Regions from separate parts of the Homo sapiens genome. Here regions 1, 2 and 3 are each linked to region 4. A link is a contact called in ENCODE Hi-C or POLR2A ChIA-PET data. All regions are on one chromosome and are shown on one strand. The core of a region is the stretch at or near the end of the contact, and the rest is flanking DNA. Distances in the headings are between cores, read along the strand shown.

Region 1 (5,464 bases), core at 121-2,620, 210 kb before region 4:
TAATAGTTTGCTCATGATATCACAGCTCAGTAACAAAGGCCCAAGCAATACAAAAACAGTTACTAGGCATGACATCAGCTCACAACTACCGTAATTACATCGGTACACAAATTTCCCAAACTGTACATTTTCCAAACTGCTTCTCAATTTCAACGGCTGCCTTTAGACAATTACTTGCAGAGCTGTCTGCAGGCTTTGAGTAATACCCGTCTTTCTTCTCTTTCCCAAGCGTCATTTCCCTTTAGAAAGTGCATATTTCAATTATAAGCACTATTTTTCAAATATGCCCATCAACATATGTCCAAATTAGGAGACGGTGTGGTCTGGTGGTTAGCGAGGAGCATTAAGCATCAGCAACTCTGATTCCATTCCTTTTGCTTTCCCTGTTTGCGGGGCCCAGGTGGTAGCTCAGGGAGAGGCAGTAGAGTGTAATGGATGAAAGCATAGACTCTTGAGCCAGATTGTGTGGGCTAGAATCCCAGCTCTGCCACTTATCAGCTGTATGGCCTTGGACAAGTTAACTTCTCTATGCTCCACTTTCCTCCCCTGTAAAATGGGAATAATAATAGAACTTACCCCATATGGTTGTTGTACAGTAGTTGGCTCCTAGAAAGTACTATATAGTATTTACTATTTAATATGATAACTATTATCTTTCTGGGACTCAGTTTCCTGTTTGAAAACCTGGCTTAAATTAACCTGACTTAGGGTAAACTGTTTAATTTTTCTAATGTCAGGGTAGGGGGTTGCAGCCTGGTCACATTATCTCAAGATAGTGAAGTTCAATGAGTAAAGTTTGAATGAATGAATGCATGCATGTATGAATGAATGAATGAAAATATAGGTCCTGAAAATAACCCATAGTTACAGAAGTGAAAAATACTATATTGTGGAACTTGAGCTTCATCCTATTTTCTCTAATTGCTTATTTTCATGTTCCTGCAATGAATGTTGATAAACATCTCTGACCCAATAGAAATAATAAGTGTAGGGAAAACAGATATTGCCTTGTGATTTTAGAAGTGTATTTCTCTAAGCACCAAACTTTTCGAGCTCATCCTATATGCACAACCTCTGTCTCACCGTGTTGTGTGGTCAGCTGGCTTTCCTGACCGGGCAGGGTGCCAGGGGAGTGCGACTACCTCCATTGTCACTTCTGGTCCATGGTATTGCACCAAATGCTGTTATTCTAGGCTCCAGGAAATTTTCTAACCACTGGACAGGGTCCAATGCTGTGTGCTAATGAGTTTCAGATTGGAGGACCTCACTGTGCATGTGTCAGAAAAGTGCCACGGTTTATAGCAAGGTGGGGGGAGGGAAGAAAAGACACACCAAAAGAAAAAACAGTAGTTAAAAAATGCTGGCTACTCAAATTGACAGGGAACGTGACCTCTGCACTTCAGCAGAAATTCTTGCAGACTTACAAAATAAAGGAGTTTGCTTTTATCGCACACTGTGAGACTCATATGGAAAAATGGAAAACACTACATCACTTGACCTCAGCGTGCCCCCTTTCAACCACAGACGAATATTGTGTACAAAAATTCTAAATCAACTTAAGATGTTCCCCCCCCAAAAAAAGAGAGAGGCTTTAATTTTCTACATTAGACTTGATGATCACTATTTTGGTTCTGAGATTTTGCTCAGAAGATTCACACAGGAAAAAGACTCAAAATTCCAGGAAGAGTATTTTACCACTTTGGGGATAATGATGTAGTGGTCTCTATTGGCGGGGCGCATCATCGTCTATACTCCCATTGCACTGGAGAATACTGAGCAAGCCTGACTCGCCCAGGCCTGAAAGTCACTCAAGACTAAAATCATGATTATTTGCTTACATTAACAGAACACTAAAACCAATTTTAAACAACTTAAGGAAACTCGAGCCATCTTTGCTGGGTGATTCACTGCCATGGGAAACCAAGAAGCTCTTTTCTCCCTTCAAGGCAACCAATAGGCTTGATAGCAAGACCTCATTGTGGGATCACAGCCTATCCAAGAAGAAGCCGCCCTTCTGCTGCTGTTGCTGCTGCTTTTATTTTTTTCGTTAAGAAGAATCACTTCTTAGGAGTGTCTAACAGAACTTTTGAGTAATGAGATTACATTTCAGTTTTTTTTCTTTTGCCACACTTAGTCCTGGGGACTTTAAAAATCCAATTCTTTCACATCCTCTAACTGTCATCAACATTTTTTCAGATGGTGTCAATAAAATTGATTGCTTGCAGTTCTGAATTCTGTTCTGCATATGGAAACAATATAATTTATTTTAAAGAATTTTCAATAGGGATGGAAGGAGAAATGGAACCTCAGGAAACCCATCCACAACATTTGGGGAGGGGTGGGAGGGAGCAAATCCAAAGCAAAGTAAACATCCTGAACATTACCGGACGCTGGAAACTTTGACAAAACGTCCTGATATATAAACCCTAAACCTGACTGTTGTGCTGACTGATACATCTTTCTGTCAGATATGAATGATGTTTCTGGAGCATTAATATGTTCATTAAATTCTAACTCCCTATACTTAAAATATTCTCTACTTTGGCTCAGAGGCATCTTGACAGCTTTGTTGTAATCATATATGTGAGGCCCCCAGTCTACACAGTTGTAGAGATGCCTCATACCTACAACCAATCTGTTGCTTTTACAAGTTCAATCTAGTTATTAAGCAGCTGATTGTGGAACCACGTTGCTTCGACATCTTCAACTCAGCTGTATATCACAGAAACCACTATGGGTGGTGACAGAGTCCCATGATGCCTAGCAACTGTACATGCCCCTAACTCCTTAATCCGTGATACTACAAAATATGGCTTGCGTTTTCTTTTTTTTTCCCCCTCTTTCCCTGAAGCACAAGTGGACGACCAGCAAGGGTCCGACAGTGTTATTCCTAATTACCTTTTTTTTCACTCTTGATCCTGTGGCTCTCATAATTAGTTACCTGGGGCTGCAATCCAATTTGAAGTGATGACAAGAAAGTGATCCATGAAAAAGTAATAAGTTAAATCCAATTTCAGCCTTCCTCTAATTAAATGCACATGGAACTAATGACTCCAACCCTAGCATTTTAGTGATAATGGTAATTAGCGAGGTGGGAGTCACTCTCTTTTTCAACACTGGAGGTGTAAACCACAAGGTAAAATGGCAGGAGCACTCTTAATTACATGTGTCATTTTGTCAGCAATTTACACATTTTTGACCAGTCAAGTATGTTTTTCCCCTGTCCCTCTCCACCTCCTAGCCCCAACAATGATTATAATAAACTAGTCCATGTTCCAAACGCATGGACGCTCATAAGAGCACTTCAGACTTGAAAATAAGAAATAACTTTGCTTTGCTGTTGTTGATCACCTTTCTGTCCCCACCACACACACAGACACACACAGAGACACACACGCACAGGCACACACACAGACAAATAAAGATATACTTAGGGTAATTATGCAGATCTGAGTCCTCTTAATTGAAATCCAGATATTTATAGTGGAACTGATTTTTGTTGGTTTCAGCTGTCTTTTTTTTGCTTATAATATGGAAAATAGCGTAATTTACTTATTTATGGAAAATATGACACTCAGTAGGTGCTGAGTAAACACACATAAAAAGAGAGGCAATAATTAACCTCTTGACGGCACACTGGTTATCTGTGGTTCTAAAAAACCTGGCTTCCCATCCTGGTGCTGTTACTACCTTTGTGCTGTGTAGCAAGTCAGTTAATCTCTCTGTTTCCATCTTCCTCATCCATTAAATGATTTAAGGACACTGCCTATACTACAGAGTAGCTAAGGAGCTGGCCCACGTTCAGCACTGACTAAACATTCATTATCTATCACACTTTGCATGTGGTGGCAAAGACATGATTACATATAAAATATTAGCATCACATTTGCATTGTAATTCTTAGATACATTTAAACTAGTGATCATATAATTAAAGTCCAAACTGAGTTCCTTATTTTTTGTTTCTTTTTGAGACAGAGTCTCGCTGTCGCCCAGGCTGGAGTGCAGTGGCGTGATCTCGGCTCACTGCAACCTCCGCCTTCCAGGTTCAAGCGATTCTCCTGCCTCAGCCTCCCGAGTAGCTGGGACTACAGGTGCGTGCCACCACGCCCAGCTAATTTTTGCAAGATGGGGTTTCACCTTGTTGGCCAGGCTGGTCTTGAACACCTGACCTTGTGATCCGCTCGCCTTGGCTTCTCAAAGTGCTGGGGTTATAGGCGTGAGCCATTGCACCCGGCCACTTTTTTTTTTTTTTAATCGAAATAGAGTCTTGCTATGTTACCCAGACTGGCCTCAAACTCCTGAGCTCAAGAGATCCTCTGGCCTCAGCCTTCTTAGTAGCTGAGATATGGTGCACACCACTGCAGTTGCACCTGGTTCAAATAGGGATTTTTTTTTTTTTTTTTTGAGCTAGGATCTTGCTCTGTTTCCCAGGCTGGAATGCGGTGGCACCATCATGGCTCATTGTAGCCTCTACCTCCTGGGCTCATTCAATCCTGCCACCTCAGCCATCAGAGTAGCTGGGACTACAGGCACCGGGCCCGGCTAATATTTTTGTATTATTCACAGAGATGGGGTTTTGCCATGTTGCCCAGGCTGGTCTCTAACTCCTGGACTTAAGTGATCTGCCTGCCTCAGCCTCTCAAAATGCTGGGATTACAGGTGTGAGCCACTGTACCTGGGGATACCTTCAAGAGTGGGAATTATGAATAAACAAAACCAATCAATAGCCATGGAGTGGGCTGTCCTGGGCAGACTGGGACACAGGGCCACCTATGCACAGCTGAAGTTGAAATAACAAAAACGAACGAACTCATTATATTACAACTTGCACCAAAATTTTGGAGGCAAGGACAAAACAGACTATCAAAGAAAAACAAAATCTTAAAGCAGGAGTATCAGCCTGGACCCCAAGGTGAACTTCTTGAAGTTCATGAAATCCCTAAAACTGGATGTGACATTCTGTGTTCATGTGCGTTTTTCTGGGAGGAGGGGTCACTGTTTCTATCATATTTGTAATGGTGCATGTAATCAGAAAGGCTTAAGAACTATTTCTAAAATATTTCTGTTTTATTATTTCTTATCGAGACTTATTTTTAGGGTTTTGGGATTCTCAAAAGTCATGTGATAACAGTAACATCTTAAAGATATCAAAATTTCAATGCTTTGTATCAATTTAAAATGCTAGGGGTGCCAATTCTAGACTATGTTAACTCTAGACATTAAAAAAAAAAGTTTGCTTCTCTCTCCTAAATTATCCTCCTTACTAATCAGTGCATAGGGCTATTTCTTAAGGGTCAGTACTTCAAAACCATTCCATTTCACTATCAACAACATAAAGTTGTAGTTTCCTTTACAGGTTTCCTCTTGCCAATTTCTTCTTTAGTGAATAACGTGGAAATGATATGAGCTACTAAGATTATATGCGGCATTAATGCAAAGCAAAATGCTGCCTAAAGCATGTT
Region 2 (5,597 bases), core at 1,654-4,153, 140 kb before region 4:
ACACAAGCAAGTGGGGGGTGACAAGAGCCGCTAGCGTGACCATCACAGAGCCATGAATCATTAATGACACCTGGAAACCTGTTACGGCCCCCATCTTCCAAAGATTCACGCAGTTCCATTCTTTAAACTTTTCTTGAACTTTCTGTGTAATTAAACACCAAATTTGGCAACCCATGCTAATTTTGAAAGGCACTCCCTGGGAATTTAGTAAAAAGTTTAAACAACTTGTTTACATGTGTTTGGCCCATCTGTTTAAACTTCTTGTTTATTTTAATAGGAGCAACTCTTGGGTGCAAGCTCCTTTTGTGCTTGAGACCACTACTGGCCTCTTCTCCAGCTCTGTTTCCCTAATCTGCATTCTAAATCTCTTCTGTAAACAAAACTTGAATAACAACTTTTTATGATAAATGCTGAACACCTCCAAGATGACTGCTGCAAAATAAACTACTTTTACAACCAGAAAGCATTCTAAACACACAGAAAATACTTTTTTAATGCTGTCCTTTTCTTAAAAAAACAAAAAGCAAAAACAAAAACACACACAAAGAATTTTATTTTCTCTGTGTGTGTGTCTACATATATATGTTCTTGACGATCCTTCTGAATTGTGTGCATTCCCATCATGCTCCAGTGTTTTTCCAGCCCCGTAATGCCCTCACTTTTGATTGTGGAGATGATGTTGAAGTGCACAGGGTATTTACTGATCCGGTTATCTTGTTCTGTGACAGGCAGAATCAATCAATCAAGAGGCCAGCTTTGCACTTACATATTCCAGGCACATCTCCGCACTTCAGGATACGAGATCACAGTGTTATCCAGCCAAATTTGATCAACAAATGCAGTTCCCCTGTGCCACAGCAATCTCAGATGAAGATGTTATTATGTGGAACTGAGCAAAGTGATAAAGACAGTACAGCAGAGCCTGGAGAAGCCCGGCTGGACCGCACTGACAGCTTTTATATACGAAGGCGGTGATGTCCCTTTCTTTCAGATTATAAAAGTTCCCTTGATTTGAAGAAAATCACTCTGGACATATACAGGTGACCCCCAACCATTGCGTTTCCCCATCTATAACTAAAATCCTCAAGGAAGAAGCAACATACATTAGTATAACATTGCAGGCAAAATCCTTTAATAACAGGGCAGTATTTAAAGCGTAAGAGAGCACGTGTGAATTTTCAGAGAGCTTTTCTGATAGTTTCTTGTTGATGTTGTTATTATTATTGATTATTATTATTTGGTGAAAGCTAATGTCGGAAAGATGAAAAACATGGTTTTAGAACTTAATCAGTTACAAATAATTTTATTTATATCAAATCTCTGACACTGTGTGTCAGTGTCAATATTTTAAGTGGATCCCAAGAAAGTCTTAAGAGGATGTCTTACTGCACCAATAGCTTTCACTTCATTACTGCCCTGCAGTTATTTTACATTATTTAATCCCAAATCCCATCTTTTGGATTCTACCTTCCTCTTGCATTTTAAATCTTTAATGGGAGCCTCTGGCGGTCCATGGGTACAATGATTAGATACCTGCAGAGAGAAACTGAAAAATTAATCGTGGTTTCCATTTTATATTTTTGTATTACACTAAAAATTACTTACTTGTAGAGCTAACTTCTACACTCCTGCAATATGTTCCTTAACATTGCAAATGCTGAGAATGATTTCAGATAAAGCATGTCCAAACTGAGCCAGTAAACAGCCTTAAGTTATTCTTTGAGATTTGTATGCTGGGTTTTCATCCAAATTTCATTTCAAATAATTTTAATTAAGACGCATTTATTGATAGAGGTTTGTTACATGTGGCCTAAAACCAGGGCAAGAGTACCCCAGGCTAATCATAGGAATGACGTTAAAATTGTTTATTATCCTTTTATGAATTTTCCTGCTTAAATTACCGAATTTCGCAACTCTATGCAAAATGTGAAACACTGTAACCACATACAGTTTATTATAGAAACTGATGTATGCATTAATCTGACCTTTACCTAAATACCTCCTTAACCACAAGGAATGAGTTTAAAAGAAAAAAAAAACAAAACAAAGTCAGCTATCACATCATGAGTACCATCAAACTGCTAAATCTATTAACTTTGTTTTCTTTTTTCACTATTATTAAACTGGAAAGAAAAATTCAACTGGAAAATTGTGCCTTGTCGGTTCCCTTGTCATCATGTAATAAGTATGAGAAATATATGTGCAATGGCCAAATGGCCGGTAGACAAAACACCCACTCTAAGTGACGTACTGTTTTCCATACCACTCAGACAAAATCAAAACAACAGAACTGCTGCAAACAAAAACAAAATAACATTTCCCATCAGCATTCCAGACAGAAAATTTACAGGAAAAGAAGCTGGGAAAAGAACCAGAATGAAATAACTGCTCATACCTCCACTCTTGGTAGAGCCATTTCTTCAGACAAACAGCACTTACTTGAACAGTGAAATGTTTAACAATTGATAAAATGTTTGCCAGTGCTGGAAAACTTTTTTCCCCCGTTTTTAGGCAAACATTTGCACTGTTTAAAGTGATGAAGTACTTCTATAGAACCAAGGGGCCTAGATTTTTCTTTTTTTAAACAGGGGAAACTTAAGATAAGGAAAGAGACAGGTTATAGATGGGTACAGAGGTAACTTTGCGATTTAATTACTTCTCCTTTCACAGAGAAATAGAGAAGAGTTTCTCAGTGCTGCTGAGCCCGCATGGGAGGAGAGCGTAAAACTCACTTGAAAAAGTGAAGATGAGCTCTTTTTACAGCTGAGTCACATTTATGTAACTTGATTAAGGTGCCAGCATCCTGGAAGTTACTGGATCAGGGTTAAGCATAGATACCTGCTCATAAACTGAGGTGGTGCCGTGACTATCAACAGCTGTATTTGACTATTTCATCGAGTCAGTTTACAGTGTCTCCATCACAGTGGACGCCTGTCAGCTGCACTCTTGCTAACACAATTCCTGTGTTTTGCCTGGCAGTAAATGGACGCCTCTGCCCTAGCGTCTTCTAAACAACTCCGTTAACATTTGCCCCCGAGCGTCTCTCTCTTTGTCCAGTCCCTGTCTTCTAACAGATGTCATCCAAGCCTAATCAAGCATAAAATGGTCATAAATATTTCTTTCTGGTAGATTTCACATTCACATTTCATGCAGGGACATGATATTTTTCTGCTACCTCCAGGGAGAGCCTAATGCAAAAACCAGTTACTTACATTCTAGCCTCATGTTCCTTTAGTAAAATGCAGAGCATGTTCTCAGTTCAAAGACATAAAAAGGTGTAAGACTTTATCTTCTGGCTTTTGTTTAACTGCACCTTTTATCTTTCCTTCCTCCCCCACCGCCCCCCGCAAATGTATCTTCATCTTATAGTTTATCCTGATGCATTAGAAATGTTCTTTTGTGCCTGAGAAAATATAAAACAGGGTCTAAAATGAGCCCATGTCTACCATATTTCAGTTACTTTAGGTTTTCAACATTAGGCTCCTTAATTACTGGCTAAAAAATTACTGGCAAAAAAAAAAAAAAAAGATTTTTTGCTCAGATATGTAATTCAAATAACAAGCTATTTAAAGAGTAGATAAGAAGAAGGCTCTTCTATTTTGGTTCATTTTACGCACAATTTTGCAACCTCCATCATATTTAGTTAAAACGATGGGATGAATCGAATGTACAAATTTAAGTTTCATGCCAATTAGCATTGAAAAAAGAAAAGATAATCACGAGATAGGCCCCATTTCCAATACTTAAACTTTGATCAAGCAGGGGGAGCTACTCCAGATAATTAATCAGCCTGCTTAATGAGAGGAGAACTGGTAATCAGCACAATCGTATTTATCTTCAGCAAACTTAGTAAATAATGAGTCTTAATCTAAAATAAAACTGTCCTAATAATACTTTCAAGGCCATATGTCTGTGTTTCTCTTTCCTATCCCTTTTGTCAAAACAAAAATCTTATATTGCTATTTAAAGTGAACTGCAAAACACTTAGCGGTATATATCACAACAATGACGCTCCCCCCACGCCCTCACTCCGTTGAGCCTAATATTTGATTACTGCTAGTCAAATCAAGCTTTCAGGCAAATAATCTCCATTTTTAAAGTTAATGAGATATGGTCATGTCGACAACAGCTTGCAGAAACTTTTAATTTTAATTCCTGCAGGCTGTGCTGGCCTCTTTTACAGCAACTACTGTATGAATGAGTCAAATTTGCCAACATGGCTTATGTAGACAAGTGCACACTAATTAAAAATACCCACTGGTATCATAATTTAAATACCATGAAAATAAACTGTGAAAGTCGCTCGGATCCAGTCTTCATGGTTTCCTTGGAGTGTGCTTCTTTTGACTATAGGATGTTTTATTGCTCGCGTATTCTTAGCTGAAAACCATTTTGCATCTTTGAGGAATTTGGGATTTTGATGTAATTATACAATTTGTGTTAATATTTGTTTCGCATAAGCTGTTAAGCAGGCCTCCCAGAACGACCACTAATTGAGAAAACCATATTGCTGAGGCATGCGGCAAATTTATACTCTTGATTCAGCGTCCATCTACAACTTCCTTCCATGGGGCCGTCTCTTTCCTCTCTGAGCTCCAGCCACAATGAATTCAAAATAAAAACACAGTTGTTTTAGTCCGTCTTTCTTTTCTTCTTTTTGTTTGAGTTTTCACTCTTTATAATATCTGTACTTTAACTGGTCTTCTTCCAAACCAGGAAGGCGGGCATGATTCTTCACCTAAAACTAACTGCAAAATGCTGCTATAACTTCTTTTCAGCCATCCATCCATCCAGCCTTCCATCCATTCATACAAATACACACTCACTTTTTTTTTTTTTTAATTTAAATAATTTTTTGGCTAGGGAATTTCTGAGTCTGCCTTTGCTGGGATAAAAGTACATTTTATACAGGGTAAAAAGTTGGCATCGTGAGGGTTAAAGCTATTTGAGGGGTTAAATATGCAATTACCGCTCACTAAAACCAGAGAGACATATAGATAAATAGAAGAAATGAAGTCCCCAGGTTCCCTTCAGAAGCCTCCATCACATTACTACCAGACAGAAACTCTTTAAGTACCATTTTCAGATGTTAAATCATTGTTCGCGCTGCACATATTTTCGCTATTCCTGGGGGAACAATATCTGAAGAGAGCGTGCTAACAAATGCAATCCCGTAAACAGGCATTTTTCCTCTTGTTGTTAGTACCTTTGTATTCCCGCTCCCGGCTCTGTCATCCATGGCTTCTCTCTGCTTTGAAGTTAAAGTACTGAATGAGCAGTGTCATCTATTATCCAGAGTGTGCATGTAGATTATAAATAAGAAATAAAAGTGACTTTCAGTACACTGCTTTTGCATTAGCAAGTTGCCTCCTCTCTTACCTCCTCTGTCCTTCATACTTGCAACCAACAATCTATTAGCAACCTGAATTTCAGGGTTTCTTTCAGAGGGAGACACAGACTGGAAAATGTGTATGTAACAACGTGAAAAGTTGTATTGACACACAGGGCTGGGGTCTGGGCCAGGCCTCTGCATTCACCTTTTCTATCTTTAACCCTATCTTACAGATGTCCTTCAGGACGTGTGTCTGGTGATGGGA
Region 3 (5,485 bases), core at 121-2,620, 220 kb before region 4:
CCAAAGTGCTAGGATTACAGGCGTGAGCCACCGCACATTTACGGCCATTTTATAGACAAAGAAACAAAGTTTTCTATTTTGCCCAAGGTCATGGTGGCAGGTCACGATTCAAACATGAATCCTTTGTTTCTAAAGCCTAAAGAGACTCAGGATGACATGGCTGAAAATTCTAGCATTGGAACTGCAAATATCGGATTGAAATCCATCACAACTGTATTCTTTGTAGCTGCAAACCTGAAACCAGTGTCTCATGTTGACAACTGGCCTTGCCCATGTTTTGTCCTTGGCCAAGGGGCAAAAAGAAAGCTCTGCCCTCTTTCAGACTGTGCCCATTACAGTTCTAGCTTACTTATCTAGGACTGCTAGTTAATTTCATATTAAGGAAATCTGTGAGCATCCCATGAAAGGGGATCTTCTCTCGTTCTTGCTTATGTGACAACAACATATACAAACATCATTATTATGCAATGTACCGGGGGGAAAGGGAGCACATTTGATAAATGTCATGATAATTTTATTCTTCGGGAATCTAAAATTGCTGTTGCCTTTTCTAATCTCCAGTGTCTCTAGCTGGTCCAGAGATAACGGCTCCCATCCCAGGCTAGAGACTCCATCTCTAATTTCCCCAAGTCTGTCAATGAGAGGCAGGGACTGAAATCCCAAGTTCTGTCTCACCGGATATTTTCCAGGAATGCCTCTCTTCCAAATCATCAGCGACATTTAACATGACCCTGAGCAGCAAACTTCTGCCCCAGAGGAAAGCAGAAAACCAATTTATGTAAAATTAAAAGCGATTTGCTTGATCCATCACTTGCTTCCACTCCCGTCCCACTTTCAACTGCAACACATTCAGCTGGAATTACAGGCTACCTCTTCGTCCTGCACTGGGGCATAGAATCTATCTATGCACAACCATGGAGAACAAACATTACAGAGAAAATAATGACTTTGGAAGCACCAGGCACCCTACCCAAACACAAGCTACATGTGTGTTCACAGATGGAAACTAACGGCTGTTTACCCTGAAGGCCCCATAAGAAAAATGCAGTCACCATAACAGTAAAATGCAACTTACTATTCAACATGAAACAAAGTGAGATAAAGAGAGGGCTAGGGACTGAATTCCAACAAAGAGCTCTTATAGTACCTTGGATTTCCTCGGGACAGTCCACACCATTCAAGAGCTGTGCAGGCCCTGAAGAGGTGAGCTGCACAACTGATGAGATCAAAAGACCAAGGCAGGAAAAGGGTTGCAGGTTAGCTCAGTTCTTTGTTGGGTGGGTCAGAGAACAGAACTCATGTGACATCATTTTGTGTCTTGCTCTGGAGGTGCACTTAGCAAAGCCAGAAATCCAATGTTAATTGATCAAACAACGACAACAAAATACCGGTTTTGTCTGGCAAAGGATTATGCAACATATTGATGTAAACGGCATCGAGCCGCATCAGAGGTACTCTGACCATTTCCTTGATGCAACAAATAAGGGCACGCATTCCTTGTCAGTGCATCACAAAATGACAACAAAAGTCATCCAAGGTTTCCTGTTGAGAGATGCCAGCTGGTATTGACAAAGGCTTAAGAGTGTCTTTCTCAGACCTCTGTGGTTTAGCACTTTGTCAAAACAGGATACTATTTAAATTAAAAATTTACTGATTCAAGTTCAGAAAAACCCTGCTTTGCTGTTTTTATAACCAAATTTGTGGGTGGGGAAACTTTGACCTTTATTTTTTCTTTTTTTATGACACCTTATATGGGTCTGAGAAGGTACTATATTTAGCAGGCTAGATTTGAGAACTAAGGTGTCTAAGCAAGATGACTATCACTTTCTATGAATTACTGTACATGTGAAATCATGGGCTTGTTATATTATGCAAAAGCGACTCATGTGAAACAAACAAAAATACCTGTTTGCATGTATAAGTTTTGTAAAATCTTTGTGGGGAGAGAAAGGGGAAATACACACTAGACTAGGCCACGGCATAATGTACCTCCCATGTGAATCTGGCTTAGTGTGCAAATGTATGTTTTCAGAGAAGGCTAAGCCAGGGCTGTAAGACTATGGTCAAAAAAGCAAAGCTGACGGTCAACCATAAGCAGTGCAGTGGTGAGAACCAAGATGCTGGGGAATAGATGGAGTCTCTGGAAATTGCGAAAGAGCAACCAAGCTTGTTTCTGATTGGGGGCTCTTAAACTTGCTCTTCCCCGAACCTGAAACTTTCTTCCCTAGATAGACGCAAGACTCAGTCCCTCACTCAGTCAAGGTCTCTACTCAAAGACCATTTCCTCAGAGTCCTTCCCTGGCCAGCCAGTCAAACATGGGACTGTCATCACCACGGTGTTTATCTTAATCTACTTTGTTTTCTTACAGATTTCATCGTCACACAACATGTGGTGATACATTGTTTTGTTTTTTGTTTTTTTTTTTTTGGCTTACCAGTTTAATGTCCCATAAGAATGTAATCTCCCGGCTGCTTTCTCTGCTGCTCACTCTAGGTGCCTCACTCTAGGTGTCTAGGTCAACACAACCACCCAATAATTTGTCAGATGTTTGTTGAACAGGGAATCTCATGAACAGTCTATTTGAGTTGCGTAAAGGATCTCATTATTTTTCTTGAACTTTCACCTGTCTAGCTAACTATTTATGGGAAAGGTACTAACAAAGTCATTCCAATGATGTCAAAGACTTCTGAGACACCAGAGATGCAGTTAGATATAAATATTAAACTACTTATTTTGCCTTAAAATCACTCTGAGATTATCTTTGAAGGTCTTACAGCTTTGAGAATATGCAACTTCCCATTGTTTAGGGGGAAACGCTGGAGGAAATTTGCATAATTTGAGAAAGAAATCGAACTCACCAAATACCTTAGTGCAGTTCATCTCTTTTGTCAATCTCTCTTTCTTATTAGTACAGGCAAATCTTTTAGTGAAGTGAATAATACTTTGGCCAATGACCTTACGCCAAGAGTACACCAGTGCTCAGGTCACATTTTGACCTTTCTTCCATCCAACATAGCTGAAGGATATGACACTTTATAAACAATTACACTGACTTGCTCTTACTCTGATTCTAAATAGGGCTAATGAGGAGGTTGGAATCAGTGGCACCCAACCTCCGAAACAAGCCCCAAAGATTCTCACCATTTGGTATTCATGCCTTGGATAGTACCTTCCAACACCATGTCAGGGCCGGTCTCTGTGACCAATAAATATGGCAGAAGTAATGGTATGTGATTTCCAAGGCTAGGTCACAACTTGGATCACTCTGGGAAAAGCCAGCTGCCACATCACAAGGGCACTGAAGTCACACTATGGAGAGGTCCACAGCCTGAGAACTTGAGGCCTCCTGCTGACAGCCATGTGAGCGAGCCATCTTGGAAGCGGCTCCCCTAGCCCCAATCATGCCCCAGCCTCACATTTTGACTGCAATCTCATGAGATGCTATGAGCCTGAACCACCCAGCTAAGCCACTCCCCTATCTCTGACTCACAGAAAGTGTGTAAAAGAATAAATGTTTAAACTGTAAGACACTAAGGTTTGGAGTAAATAACAGAGTTATCCAAATCTGATCATGAGGGCAGTTGCATGTCATCTGGCTTGCACACACTTTCTTCCTGCAGGAACACTCTTCCCTGCCCCATCCTTGCCACATGGGGATCACTACTACCCACAGTCCTAGTTAAGAAAGAGGAACTCTAATTTTCACAAGGCAGCCAGTTTAAAAAGACATCAGTCTATAATCAGGGTACAAAGATACAAAGAAATCAAGAATTCCAAAATGCCTGGGCTCTAGCTGGGCCACTATAGCGTGCTGTTGCCTTTGAGACTCTGAGGTGAATCTGTTCATGAAACCTTGAGCCACTTAGAAGAGGGATAGACAGCAGACAGGCAGGCTACTGAAATGAGTTGAAGTCCATGGCAAAGTGGGAATGGGCAGCATTTCTCTGCTCCAGATAACTGGTGCTATGTATATTGCTTGAACTTCTGATTTTTTTCTTTTTTAGGAGATGACAGAAAATGAGATTTTCATGGGAAATCTCCAGATTTTTTAAATCTTTGCAAAGAAAAAGAAAGCCTTCAAAAAGTTCGAACCAAAAAAAGGTTAAATGTTGTGTGCATAAACAAAACAGTATCTAGCCTGCGGGCCATCAGTTTGCAATCTCTAATGGGGAATCAATTCCTTACTTTCTTCAACCTTGCTCCCATCATAAAACAAATCTCTCGATTCCTATTTTCAAGAAATTTCATTTTCTAAGCTTCTTTCACATTTTTCTTGGATATTCCCATGTTTTTCAACTAAACAGTACCTCCCTGTTTGTAACAGAGTTGTCACGATGGCTGTTAGAAAACATTTGCCCCGTTTTTCATAAGTGCAGTATGTAATGTGATAATACAGAAGTGAAAGAACAAGTCTCCTGCAGGTGTGAGGAGAACCACCCTTGGGGGGAAAAAGTAACAGGGCAATGAAGAGTAACAAATTACTCAGTCCCCAGGAGAAGCAAGTCAACTCTAACTAGAAGGCTTGATGAAAAGATAATTTTATAATCCATGCTTCCCTTCCCAACACATCAAGACACAATAAAATGAGCATACTCCCTGATCTTCTTTGCATATATGTAACTATAATGTCAAATAAAAAATAACTGTGCAACTGCCTCCTTAAGAGTGCAGGGAAGAACTAGGAGGGGGTCAGAGTGGGGAAGCATGATCATTGCACTCTGTCTTTTCTTCTCAGCAGTTGCACTGCCATTACAGGAGAGCTAGGGTCCTGCACAGAAGACCTACAGAAGTGAACAATTCACTGTAGAATTTGCAACCCATCTGGCATATATCAAAGATTCAGAGACGATAACATAGGTATATGATAACATAGGTATGGCCATTCTAAATGCACTTCGCTCTGAAATGCATAGGGGGTTGACAACTGCCACTCTCTGCCCATCTACTACCATCAGAAAGCCTCAGTATTATATAAAATTCAATTTTTTGTGTGTCCAGACCACTGTAGGATCTCACAAGTAATAACCCAAACCAACATCATCATAATATAATGATCAGAACAACAGCTATAAGAAGGGCAGGTAACATTTTGAGCTACAGGTGCCAGATTCTGTGTGTGTGTGTGTGTGTGTGTGTGTGTGTGTGTATTCTTAAATTAATCCTCTGAATTAATCTGCTGGGTAGACATTTCTACTTTATAGAAGCTCAAAAGTGAGCTTTAGCCCAGGCACGGTGGCTCACGTCTGTAACCCCAGCACTTTGGGAGGCCAAGGTGGGTGGATCACCTGAGGTCAGGAGTTCGAGACCAGCCTGACCAACATGAAGAAACCCCGTCTCTACTAAAAATACAAATAAAATGAGCTGGGCATGGTGGCACATGCCAGTAATCCCAGCTACTTGGGAGGCTGAGGCAGAAGTGCTTGAACCCGGGAGGCGGAGGTTGTAGTGAGCCGAGATCGCACCACTGCATGCCAGCCTGGGTGA
Region 4 (5,921 bases), core at 1,825-4,324:
GATACCCAAAGACCCAGAGAATAAAACACAGGTTCTCTAAGCGGGGTGCCCACAGAAACTGAAGACGCTGATTTTGTCCACCCTTTTGCCTTGAAATGACCTTCCAAATAAGGTGTTAGATAACCCAGGTCCATAGACAATAGTGATCTAACCTTGCTGCAAATAAACCACAAAACAAAATTTAATCAGTATATCACTGTGAGAAAGCTTCTGTCCATCCCCATGGAGCTTCTAATGAATGTTTTGGCAGTTTTGAGGGTAGTTATGCTTCCCAGCTCATCTATATCTCATACTGGTTGAGCAAGCTAATGGAAGTGATGTTAGTGGAATCCAATATTAATGCTCTGTATCATGCAAACCTGGATGCAACTGAATATATTATACAATTATAGGTAGTATCTAATTCCATAGGTATTAGATACTGTACCCTAAATTAATATTTTAATGAGGACAGTGAAATAAAGACGACAATCCAGGTAAGGGATCCATGCATTGCGGCCCAGCTAAGCTCCTTGCTGAAAGAGCGCCGGATTCGGGAGCGAATGGCACAGACACAGGGATTGTGACAAAAATCCGTATGCAAGCTTTAGATGCTGAGTGACACATACTGATGCACAGAGTCAAAGATGTCATCCTCACACAAGCGCCACTCGCTGTAAGCTTGAGAGAAAATGCAGGGGGAAAGATGGGGGGGCGTAGTTGCAGTGAGACCTCCAGAAAATAAACAGGGTGTACAGTTTCAAAGGCTGCAGACACAGACATTTCATTGTTCAAGCCAATTATCAGTGGAAAATAATAACAACAGATGGATTCAGAGTCACTGACTTTTCATATGCACTTCATCTCGGCGGAACAGATGATGAAACGCGAGAGCTATCTCAAAAAGGCAAAACATCTTTCAGTAAAAGAACTCTACAGTCCAGATGGGGACCTTCTAAGGCTGCTGATTATCTTCTTATAATGTTGTAAGATAGACCTACTAAAACATTTCAAGAACTGATCAGATACGATGCGTACAATGGCTTCATTATTGGAAGGAGTCGCCTCAGACTTGTGACTAAACCCGGCAGAGATTTCAATAAGGTTAGGACTGTAAGTTTCCTGTTTTCTCATCAGGGACTGCAGGTTCCAACTAAAACTGGAAATCTGTGCACAACAGGAGAATAAACTGTCGCCCAAGGATCCTACATATTTGCTCTTCTCTGATTTGAGCAAAGGAAAAAAAAATAAACTGGAACTGTAAAAAGGACATTAAATTATTATGAAGCATTCTACCACAATGTGTGTGTGTGTGTGTGTGTGTGTGTGTGTGTGTGTGTGTGTGTGTGTGTGTGTGTGGGTGAGGGGGGACAGCTCCAAAGCAACTCTTTATTAAAAGCATTCGGTGATAAAATATCACCCCTTACATGCATTAGAACATCTTAAATATCCCTTGCCACTGGTGACTGCAAAATAGAATTTCCTTTTAGTAGGGAATAAATATAAATTTCAATGGTGGTGTAACAGCAATTCTACCAAATGTCAACGAAAACTCACCAACCTACCCTAACCCACTCTCACTCAACTTACTACCAAGTTACGCTTGCTGATAAAACACAAGAGGTTAACCACAACCTGAGGGCTTGCTGTAAGTAATGGAAAAAGTTAAATCTCTAATCAGATAGGCCTCATCCTTACTGGAATAACAATGTATCTGTTCCATGTGTCTGTCTCCTCATCTATCCATCTCGATCCATCCATCCATCACCAATTGCACATTCATAATTTTGCAAAAATTCTTTCCCTGAATTAATATAAAATATGGTCGAAATCACTGCGCTAAGAAAAAAGAAAAGCTGATTCTCTCAACTATTTACTAACATACTTAACATTTAAAAAATATTTTTATGAACACACTGTTGACTTCACAAGTTTATAACGTAATTTTTTTTTTTTTTCTGAGCAAGGCTTTTCTTTCAAAGTACTCTGACAAAAGTAAATTCATAGCAGAACACACAGGCACGAAGAAAATATCGCCAAGGGCAAAATTCTGCAACTGCTTTAAGAAGCAAACAAGAACACAAAAGATGTGTAATACAACCATCTGGCTCTCCTCTTACTATATCAATGCCTCAACCTTATCCCCACCCCCTGAGCCAACCCACACCAATGCCACAAAACCAAATGGCTTCACTTATGTTTCCTGCACAGCAAATTTACACAATGCAGTTAGAATGCAAAAGTTGATTTTGACACACAAACTAGCATCTTTTGAATTTTCCCCACTTCAATGATTTTGTTGTCGTTATCTGTTCAGAGTGGGACTTCTTTGAAAGACCACCAAGAACCTCACCATGATAAAAATGTTCTCACATGGACATATCTGTTCAGCCTCAAGAGAAGTCTCCCTGAAAACCTTAATCTCTGCCATCTTGTGCTTTCTGTTATCATCAGACTTTAGATGTGGACATAAAAAAAAATCCTAAGCTTATTCCAATTAGAACTTTTACTTTTGGGGGGCACTAAATGGTGGGTTGTTTCCCCAACTTATGATTTGAAATGACTGCACTAATTTTTAATTACCATTCTTGCAAGTCAGCACATTCACTGGAATTTTTCCTTATTCAGCTCAGTCTACAAACATTTACTGAGCAACTACTGTGGTATTAGAAACATGCTGGACAATGGATGATCAGAATCTATTATTTTCCCGTGTGCTAGCAGGACTTGCCTGGTACATGAAACCAGCAACTCTACAGTTTATAAAAAATCTTCCACATGCAGGCAGGCTGAAGCATTTTATTTACTTATATACTTATTTTTGAAGGCAGATATAACAGACATTTGAAAGTTATAGCCTGTTTGTGGGGATCTAATTGCTTCCAAAAGGTGGGAATGAATACTTTTCATGGAAATCTCAGTTTGGGTAAAACCAATAAAGCATCATAAATGATTCTCACCAAAGGGCAACAATGTAAAAAATAACTGAAAAAAAATTTCTTCACAGGCAAACTCTACTCTTTGCTTTTCTGCAGGGGCATGCTGGAGGCAGACGTTCTCTATCAGGCAAGAGTTCTCAGTCAGAATTAAGGTCTGCCAGGCAGAGGGCCACGTCTGGTTTACTTCTGTTTTCTCACTGTTGCTGGTCTTCCCCGATTCCTGCCTCCCTCTCCATGTTCCGGGATGAGACTTTGACTGGTTTCTCAAGGGGCTAACTTTTGGTTCTCTTCTGGGCGTTTCTGCCCAGAGTCCCCTGGTTTGGACAGCAGCGATCGTCTGTAGGACACACACAGTGAATCCAGCCACCGGATGAGGAATTCTGCTAATTGTTTAAGCCTGCACTAGTGTCTGGCCACCAGTTGGCAGACACAACTCATGGCTGCCTACCAGGCCTAGGTTAACACAGCTGGAGCCAGATGACAGGCTCTCAAAGATATTCCTCTCATGGCCACATCTGGCTCTTGGCGGTTCCCACTGCAGCTGAACTGATTCTGTTTGGTTGTTCTGGGCAAAAAGTTTAGGCAACAGATAAGTCGTATTAATTTCAGTTTATGACAAAAATATCAGAACATATACTCCATGAAGGCAGGGATTTTATCTGATTTGCATCCCCCTCCCACTTTTTTTTGTTTGTTTGTTTTTTGTTTTTGAGACATGGTCTCACTCTGTTGCCCAAGCTGGAGTGCAGTGCAGTGGCACGATCATGACTCACTGCAGCCTGGAACTAACTACTAGACTCAAGCGGTTCTCCCACCTCAGCCTCCTGAGTAGCTGGGTCTAGAGGCACGTGCCACCATGCCTCACTAGTTTTTTCAATTTTTTGTAGGGACAAGGTCTCACTATGTTGCCCAGGCTGGTGTCGAATTCCTGGGTTCAAGTGATCATCCTGCCTTTGCCTCCCAAAGTGCTGGGATTACAGGCATGAGCCAGTGTGCAGGCCTCTTGCTTGCTGTATCCCAGTACAGAGCAGTGGCTACGCAGGGTAGGTGTTCAGTAAATACAGAATGAGTGAATAACACTAATCAGTGTATGAGTGGAACAAAAACATTCCTGTATCTTACTCCAGCTACTCTGTTCCTACTGTTGTACGTAAAATGGCTAGCATGCTCGTGCACACAGAGAAGTCCTTGAATGGCTCTACAGCTAGATTTTATTATGGACACGCTCATCTCAAGAATGAACCCATGTACATTGTCAGTATAGCTGGAAAGACCTCCAACAATCCTTCCCTTCAAACTACCCAGTCTCCCAGAATTACCCACATCCCAACTTTATTAGTCCTTAAACTGAGAAACTTGGCAGCTCTGTGCCCACAGGGCCTGAGAGTGATCTCAAAGTAGAAACTTACCTTTTGGCCACCACCAAAGTGGGAAATGATGAGGCAACTTTTCCTGGCACCTTTCCATCCCATTTCCTTTCCCATGCCTCTCTTCCTAAATTCCCTGATATCTGCAGATCCCAGCTCCCTTCTACACTCAACTATGACCCAAGGCGAGGCTTCCCCAAAGCTCACCACCTCTCTAGCTCCCATTAGAAACACATTTAGAAAAGCCTACGTAATTTAAAACCAGGCGGGGCCCTCCCTCTTGGCTCCTTCACTAGAAAGAAGCCCAACTTACAGGCTGTTATGTTAATAATAACTATAAAGCTCCCCTGAGTCCACCAAGGGCTTGCTAAAGGTGAAGGGACACTTAATGGAAGCCTGGCAAGGGTGTACGCATATGCTGCTTCTTTCCCAAAAAGAACGTTAACACTCCTAAAACAAGAACGGCTGAACAAGGCAGATGAGTTCAACAAGCTCAGCATCTGGACTTCAGCGAAAGAAAGGTAATCAAGTGTGCTAGAGGAAGCTGTTGCTGAACTCATCTCCTTTTCTATCATATAAGGCAGCAGGGTGGAGGTATAGATAATTTTTTTAAGCTAAGTATAAGTTTCTGAAAAGAGTACTGTGTTCACTACGAAGAATTCAGGCTTCAAGCTCCCCTTGGAAGGAGCTGCTTACTTCATTAAAGGTGGACCAGAAAGATGAACTCCTAAAATGCCTCTCCTTCCCTGCTTCTGCTATTTGAAATTACTTTAAAAATGAGAGAATAAGCTAGGCTCAGTGGCTCACACCTGCAATGCCAGCTATTAAGGAGGGTGAGGCAGGACGATTGCTTGAGCCCAGGAATTCAAGGCTGCAGTGAGCTAGCATGGTGCTGCCGCACAATAGCCTGGGCAATAAAGTGAGACACTGTTTAATAATGGGGGAATAGGCCAGGCACGGTGGCTCATACCTGTAAATCCAGCACTCTGGGAGGCCAAGGCAGGTGATCACACTTGAGGTCAGGAGTTCGAGGCCAGCCTGGCCAACACGGTGAAACCTTATCTCTACCAAAAAATACAAAAAAAAATTAGCTGGGCATGGTGGTGCTTGCCTGTAGTCCCAGGTACTCAGGAGGCTGAGGTGGAAGAATTGTTTGAACCAGGCAGGAAGAGGTTGCAGTGAGCTGAGATCGTGCCACTGCACTCCAGCCTGGGTGACAGAGTGAAACCCTGTCTCAAAAATAATAAAATAAAATAAGGGAATGTCTTTGTACAATTGCACAATCACAATGAAACTTTAATTCTTTTTTTTTTTTTTTTTTTTGAGATGGAGTCTCGCTGTGCCACCCACACTGGAGTGCAGTGGCGCAATCTCGGCTCACTGCAAGCTCCGCCTCCCGGATTCATGCCATTCTCCTGCCTCAGCCTCCCGAGTAGCTAGGAATACAGGCGCCCGCCACCACGCCCAGCTAATTTTTGGTATTTTTAGTAGAGACGGGGTTTCACTGTGTTAGCCAGGATGGTCTCGATCTCCTGACCTCATGATCCGTCCGCCTCTGCCTCCCAAAGTGCTGGGATTACAGGCGTGAGCCACTGCGCCCGGCCAAGCTAATTATTTAAAAAGCAGTACAACAGGC

The links. Hi-C counts contacts between places; a loop is a spot of excess contacts on that map. ChIA-PET counts read pairs that join two places held with the same protein, here RNA polymerase II (POLR2A). Pooled maps may share reads with other maps.
Region 1: a map of aorta shows a loop between it and region 4 (2.6-fold over the local background). The contact joins two enhancer-like sites. A Hi-C loop is called at or near these places in 6 of 168 maps with a recorded cell type or tissue (IMR-90, PC-3, aorta and 2 more) and 7 of 50 pooled maps. POLR2A ChIA-PET finds 5 or more read pairs at or near these places in 5 of 52 experiments (AG04450, WTC11, activated B cell and 2 more).
Region 2: a loop to region 4 is called in a map of aorta, with 2.3 times the contacts of the local background. The contact joins two enhancer-like sites. A Hi-C loop is called at or near these places in 4 of 168 maps with a recorded cell type or tissue (aorta, ascending aorta, cardiac septum and 1 more) and 8 of 50 pooled maps. POLR2A ChIA-PET finds 5 or more read pairs at or near these places in 2 of 52 experiments (B cell and activated naive CD4-positive, alpha-beta T cell).
Region 3: a map with no recorded cell type shows a loop between it and region 4 (2.1-fold over the local background). The contact joins two enhancer-like sites. A Hi-C loop is called at or near these places in 6 of 168 maps with a recorded cell type or tissue (CD8-positive, alpha-beta T cell, endothelial cell of umbilical vein, left colon and 3 more), 8 of 37 single-sample maps with no recorded cell type and 15 of 50 pooled maps. POLR2A ChIA-PET finds 5 or more read pairs at or near these places in 4 of 52 experiments (activated B cell, activated CD4-positive, alpha-beta T cell, activated naive CD4-positive, alpha-beta T cell and 1 more).

What each region holds. Positions count from the first base shown.
Region 1 is chr3:71,102,386-71,107,849 of GRCh38, forward strand. All of the region lies in intron 7 of FOXP1 (forkhead box P1), which reads right to left. Among named protein-coding and RNA genes, the nearest start is that of FOXP1-AS1, 180 kb to the right of the region's middle. RefSeq lists an enhancer at 2,020-3,517. Within about 2 kb of position 1,371, at least 12 of the 41 ENCODE cell types and tissues checked have a DNase peak (open chromatin) inside an H3K27ac peak, as active enhancers do.
Region 2 is chr3:71,166,273-71,171,869 of GRCh38, forward strand. The region is part of intron 6 of FOXP1 (forkhead box P1); the gene reads right to left. Among named protein-coding and RNA genes, the nearest start is that of FOXP1-AS1, 120 kb to the right of the region's middle. Within about 2 kb of position 2,904, at least 5 of the 41 ENCODE cell types and tissues checked have a DNase peak (open chromatin) inside an H3K27ac peak, as active enhancers do.
Region 3 is chr3:71,085,986-71,091,470 of GRCh38, forward strand. The region is part of intron 7 of FOXP1 (forkhead box P1); the gene reads right to left. LOC124906247 (a long non-coding RNA gene) reads left to right here. Exons shown (of 2, transcript XR_007095956.1): 2 at 1-2,730. Among named protein-coding and RNA genes, the nearest start is that of FOXP1-AS1, 200 kb to the right of the region's middle. RefSeq lists an enhancer at 1,859-1,958. Within about 2 kb of position 1,371, at least 7 of the 41 ENCODE cell types and tissues checked have a DNase peak (open chromatin) inside an H3K27ac peak, as active enhancers do; they include CD8-positive, alpha-beta T cell, where a contact is called at or near this core.
Region 4 is chr3:71,307,470-71,313,390 of GRCh38, forward strand. All of the region lies in intron 4 of FOXP1 (forkhead box P1), which reads right to left. Among named protein-coding and RNA genes, the nearest start is that of FOXP1-AS1, 21 kb to the left of the region's middle. Within about 2 kb of position 3,075, at least 11 of the 41 ENCODE cell types and tissues checked have a DNase peak (open chromatin) inside an H3K27ac peak, as active enhancers do; they include CD8-positive, alpha-beta T cell, where a contact is called at or near this core.